Linked DNA regions of Mus musculus: region 2 is linked to region 1. Evidence: chromatin loops called from intact Hi-C (ENCODE). Cell type or tissue: left cerebral cortex. All regions are shown on one strand.

What was found. Hi-C counts contacts between places; a loop is a spot of excess contacts. Peaks named below come from ENCODE experiments on the same cell type or tissue, not always from the same donor. Only the 100,000 strongest peaks of a DNase experiment are listed, where the experiment ranks them.
Region 2: it touches region 1 in a loop (2.8-fold over the local background); 3 of 42 quality-filtered maps call a loop at or near these places.

The regions. Positions count from the first base shown.
Region 1 is chr2:166,563,124-166,565,623 of GRCm38, forward strand. Gm29679 (predicted gene, 29679) reads left to right here and starts at 1,399. Exons shown (of 2, transcript NR_152154.1): 1 at 1,399-1,727; 2 at 1,818-2,500. In left cerebral cortex, CTCF peaks have their summits at 963 (motif pointing left) and 1,578 (motif pointing left); DNase peaks (open chromatin) are centred at 185, 969 and 1,557.
Region 2 is chr2:166,332,958-166,335,457 of GRCm38, forward strand. No RefSeq gene overlaps it. Among named protein-coding and RNA genes, the nearest start is that of Gm30733, 48 kb to the left of the region's middle. In left cerebral cortex, no CTCF peak of the experiment used is centred here; a DNase peak (open chromatin) is centred at 1,093.

The DNA.
Region 1 (2,500 bases):
AACCCTTTCTTCCCCAACGTGCTTTTTGGTCCTGGTGTTTCATCACCGCACAGAAATCTTAAGTAAGATAATTAGTGTTGCCTTTCCTTCAGAACTCTTCATATCTGGGCCATCCTGGAAGGTGCCATCCGTTCCGGGGGATGGCCTCCCTCCTCCCCCATCTGCTAGTCCTTCGGGAAAACACTTTCACCCATCCACCCAAACGCATCTCTTAGTTGACCCCAGATCCAATCAAGATGCTGCTAAGACTAGCAGTCACCCTTGAACGCGTAGAAGCAGAGCTCACACTAACAAAGTCACTTTCTCTTCCCAGTGATGAGCTCAGGCCCGTTCAGTTCTTTCTTCTCCACTTTCTTCTCTGCTGCTTGGGTTCCCAGAATAAAGCCAGGCCCTCCTGTGGCATATCTGAAAGAGAGTCCATAAAACCCAATGGCACCGGGCGGTGGTGGCGCAAGCATTTAATCCCAGCACTTGGGAGGCAGAGGCAGGCGGATTTCTGAGTTCGAGGCCAACCTGGTCTACAGAGTGAGTTCCAGGACAGCCAGGGCTACACAGAGAAACCCTGTCTCGAAAAAACAAAAAACAAAAAACAAAAACAAAAACAAAACAAAAAACAACAACAACAAAAAAATCCAATGGCTTTGGTGGCTCCTGTTTGTCATATGTAATGCCCCTGCCTCTGACTGGGAACTGCATCTGGAACTACTCATCTGACCCTTAAGCCAACTGAGTGGGTTTTTTTTTTCCCCCTCTGTAGAGTGGTAAGAGTGTCACCAAGTCACTGAGCACTGTGTCAGGTCTGAATGTCACAACTGGTTCTTCAAAGGCGTCGGGACATACGCATGTGGGCAGTTTCTACCTTCAAGTGACTCCTGAACACCCCCTGGCCCCCACTACCCCTCTGCCTTGCCTCTTAACTCTGAAGCAGGCAGGGGCTCCCTCTCAAGACAGCCTTGCCCACAGCGCCACCTGGTGGTCATAGTTCTAAATGGTTCCAGTGGTAAGTGGGGGAATTGGGGGAAGACAGTAAGCATGGTTTAGCGGCCACACCCCCCACAAGCACCTCTGTGGGTGACAAGGGTTTCCTGTGTTCTCCTGGATCCAAATGGAAGAAAGACGAAGGGCAAAGGAGAGAAGGGAACAGAAGAGGAAAGAACAGAAAAACAAACAAACAAACAAACAAACACCCAAAATCACGCCCAGAGACCCAGCACAAGGCAAAGAAAACCCAGAAAGGGCGCGGGGGGGGAGGGGCGCGGGGGGAGGGGAGGACAGAATCAAAAATAATGACCAGAGAGAGAGAGAGAGAGAGAGAGAGAGAGAGAGAGAGAGAGAGAGAGAGAGACCTAAGAAAAACCGTTGAGAAACTAACGAAAAGACGCTTATACGTCATTCGGCCTTTCAGCCTGGCCGCTTATCCAAACAGCCTAGCCTCAGCCACCCCTGCAGGCAGGCGTTGTCCTCAATGAGGGCACCTGTGGCCAAACTGTGTCTGAAGCCCCTAGGAAGGACCCTACCAGGCAACTGCTACCTCTGGGCAATCCGCGGTCCCTGGTGCCCTCTGCTGGACAGGCTGGGCTCTACATGCCTTCAGAAAGTTACTTCAGGGCCAGGCTGTCGTGAAGGAAACTGAGCCTCTGAGAGAGGTAGTGACATTCCTTCGGGCAAGCACAGGGGCTGTAGGATCAGGGGACAGAGGCAAGAACTCTAGCCTCAGAAGTCATAAGGTAAGCCCTTCCCCTCGGCTTGAAAGTCCCACCAGACGGAACACAGACACCTGCACCCGGTAGGGTCAAGTGTGCAATTTATGTTCCCAGGTCTTCTCACCAGATCCAAGGACAGCACTGGCTCAAAGTCAGACACCCTGCCTCCAGTCTCCCCGAATCATTTCTGGGGGACCTTCTCTCTGCAGACCCCGGGGCAGGATTCTTGTGGACATCTCAGAGACTCCTGGCAACTCCAACTGCGCACATCTGGAATCCACATGACCCAGAAGATTCCCCTCCCTGCCCTGAAACCCTCAAAGAAGCCCTTAAAGAGATCAGTACTGTTGTTTGAAACCAGAATTGAGAGGCAAGGCTACCTTTCCACAGAGACCCAGCGGTGTTTCGAATAGACAAGGGACGGGTGGGGACTATGAGGGACTCGTGAGAAATGGACAGAAGTGTCGGTGTTTTCCTGTATGTGGGAAATGAGGGAAGAGAGAAAGAAGAGGAGGGAGAAAATGAGGAGGAACGGAAGGAGGAGGTCACCCAGGGCTGGCCACGGCCTGCACATCAAACTTAGCCCAAGAAGCAGCTGGCTGGGCTGGACCTACAAACCCCAGCAATCCATGAAGTCCATCTTGGCCCAAGCAGATGAACACCCACAAACTGTGTGGGACCCACCTGGGCCCAGGCCTGTGTGCTCAGGATGCTCTGGCTGGCTGTATGGCATCCGTTATGATGGGCATGCTTGTGGCCAGCTTGGATTCCAGGCCTTGCTGCACTTTTAAAGACTT
Region 2 (2,500 bases), 230 kb before region 1:
GCAGCTGTTCAAAGAGCAGTAAAAAGAAATCTGGAATGTAGCCAAGGGATCAGCCAGTCGTCGGAGAAGCAGGCCCTGCGTGGTACCATGTGTTCTGGCCTCTGTCTGTGTAAGTTCATTTGTCAAATGAAAGTTCTAGACGCTGAAAGGCTGTGTCTCTTGTCCGAGGTGACATGGAAGAAAAATGAAAAGAGGCAGGGTTCCAGCCAAGGGAGCGTGTCTTGATTTTGTATTCCTGAGCACCACACCCATCACTCACGGAGATGAGTGTTCGCACTGGTCTCTTTTGCATGATCTGTGAGGCTCCCTCCTCACCCTGACCTCATTGAAAGCGAGTCCTCCTTACTCTGACTTTAGCTGCAGAAATTCTCGATCCAACCCAACAAACTTCTTCAATATATCTGTCCCTGTGTTGTTTTCTGACTCCATGAATGTTCTGCTTGGCCTGGAAACAGACTTCCTCCATGTTCCACGTCCCTACCTCAGAGACATCAACTGGAGAGAGACAGTCTTGCCAGGGTGGACATCTACTCTACCCCATAGAGCACCCGTCCTTTTATATCCAAGGCATTACTCACAGATGGTAGTGACTTGGGTGTGCCCTGGGATGAAGAGCAGAAAGCTCTTGCTGAAGGCACAGGGATCCATTTCCCAGGCTGGGTAGGCACGGGCTGACACTTCCCATTCCTCTGGCCCTGGATGCTGCAGGTTTTCTAGCTCAGACATCTCACTGAATTGATTCCCAATGGTTCCAGTTCCACGTTGTGGAGAACTAAATGTGGTCAAGGGTTTGGTTACTGGTGGTCCCAGCCTGGCAGCTTGGGGGATATAGGGGCCTCTAGTGTCTTGTGGCAAGTGTACCAGAATTGTTCAGTCCTGCATGTCCCATCTGATCCAGATCTTATCTTGGTAGGATCAGTGCTAGCCTGTGGGTAGCTCCTCTTCCTCAGCAGAGGTCCATCCACCCTGAAGTCCTGTTCTGTAGATTAGAGATCTGGACAGGACACCAAAGAGCAGCTGCTACGATCTATCAGTTTGCAGACCAACAGAGAGCTTCAGTGGTGATTGGCCTTGCCTAGGATCTCACAGTCAGCATGAGACTGGGACCAGCTGTTCTCTCCCTGGGAAATCTTCAAGAAGGATTTAAATAGTCTTGCATGGTGATAGTGCCCACGTGTGCTTCTGTGCCCTGAACCCTCTTGAGCGCTGAGCTCCTGAATGTATGTAAGGGGTGGGCACGTTACCTCTGCTGGGGCCTCCCCCAGTGCATGTAGTAAAATCCTGCCCCTAGGTGATGTGTTAGGAGGACCCGCCGAGGAGTGATTAGGTCCTGAGGGGTGGAGCTCCCAGAAATGACATGAGTGCTCTTATGAAAGAAGTGCAAGGGAACTTGATCACCTGCTCCCACTACAGAACTATACAGAGAAGGGGACACCTGGGTCCAGAAAGGGGCCTCCCCAGACTCTGTCTCGGGACCTTGGCCTTTGCAGCGTCTACACTGATAAAATAAAATAAAATACATTTCTGGTTTCTGTAAACTATTCTATGAGGGGGATTTTGTTATAGCGCCCAGACAGGATGACCATCCTGACCAAATCGAGGGATCCTGCCAGCTTCCCTATTAACTGCAAGCTCATCCGTCCCGCACCTAGGCAGCATACCTGGGAGCTGTCTTTGTCCTCTTCTTACCAGGAAATGTGTGCACCCCATCTTCAGAACCTGGACCAAGGCCAGCCCCCTCCTGCCTTCTCTGCTGGCTGGAGCCACCTGGTTTTTACAAGCTGCTCATGAGTTTCTCACCTCTGCCCTCCCGCCCAGCCCCCATCCCGGCTTCCAGTTACAGCGGTTCCCCTGCTCAGAACCTCCCATTGATGTTTGCCTCGTTGTGACTAGATGGAATCCGGGAAGAATTAGACACATCTCTCATACCAGTGTCACTCCTGACTCCATGACTCAGTTTGTCACCATCCAATGGCCCTCTTTTCCTGACTTCCTTTTTTCTTCCTACTCCCCTCTCTCTTTGTGTGTGTACAGGTGCGCGCCCATGCATGTGTGTGCCTGTGTGCGTGTGTGTGTGCATGTGTGTGTGCGTGCACAAGCGTATGAGATGTATTTGCCCATGAAGGTGTTTGTGGGGATCAGATTGACATTGGTGTCTTTCCCAGTCACTCTACACTTTATCTTTTTTTTTTTTTTTTTTTTTTTTTTTTTTTTTTCGAGACAGGGTTTCTCTGTATAGCCCTGGCTGTCCTGGAACTCACTTTGTAGACCAGGCTGGCCTCGAACTCAGAAATCTGCCTGCCTCTGCCTCCCGAGTGCTGGGATTAAAGGTGTTAGCCACCACGCCCGGCCTCCACTTTATCTTTTGAGACAACGACACTCACTGGACCCAGAGCTTCCTGCTTCAGCTCGCCTGGCTGGTCATCGAGTCCAGGGATCCTTTCCTGCCCCGGTGCTTGGATTACAGACACCATGGCCACACCCAGCTTTAACATGGGCT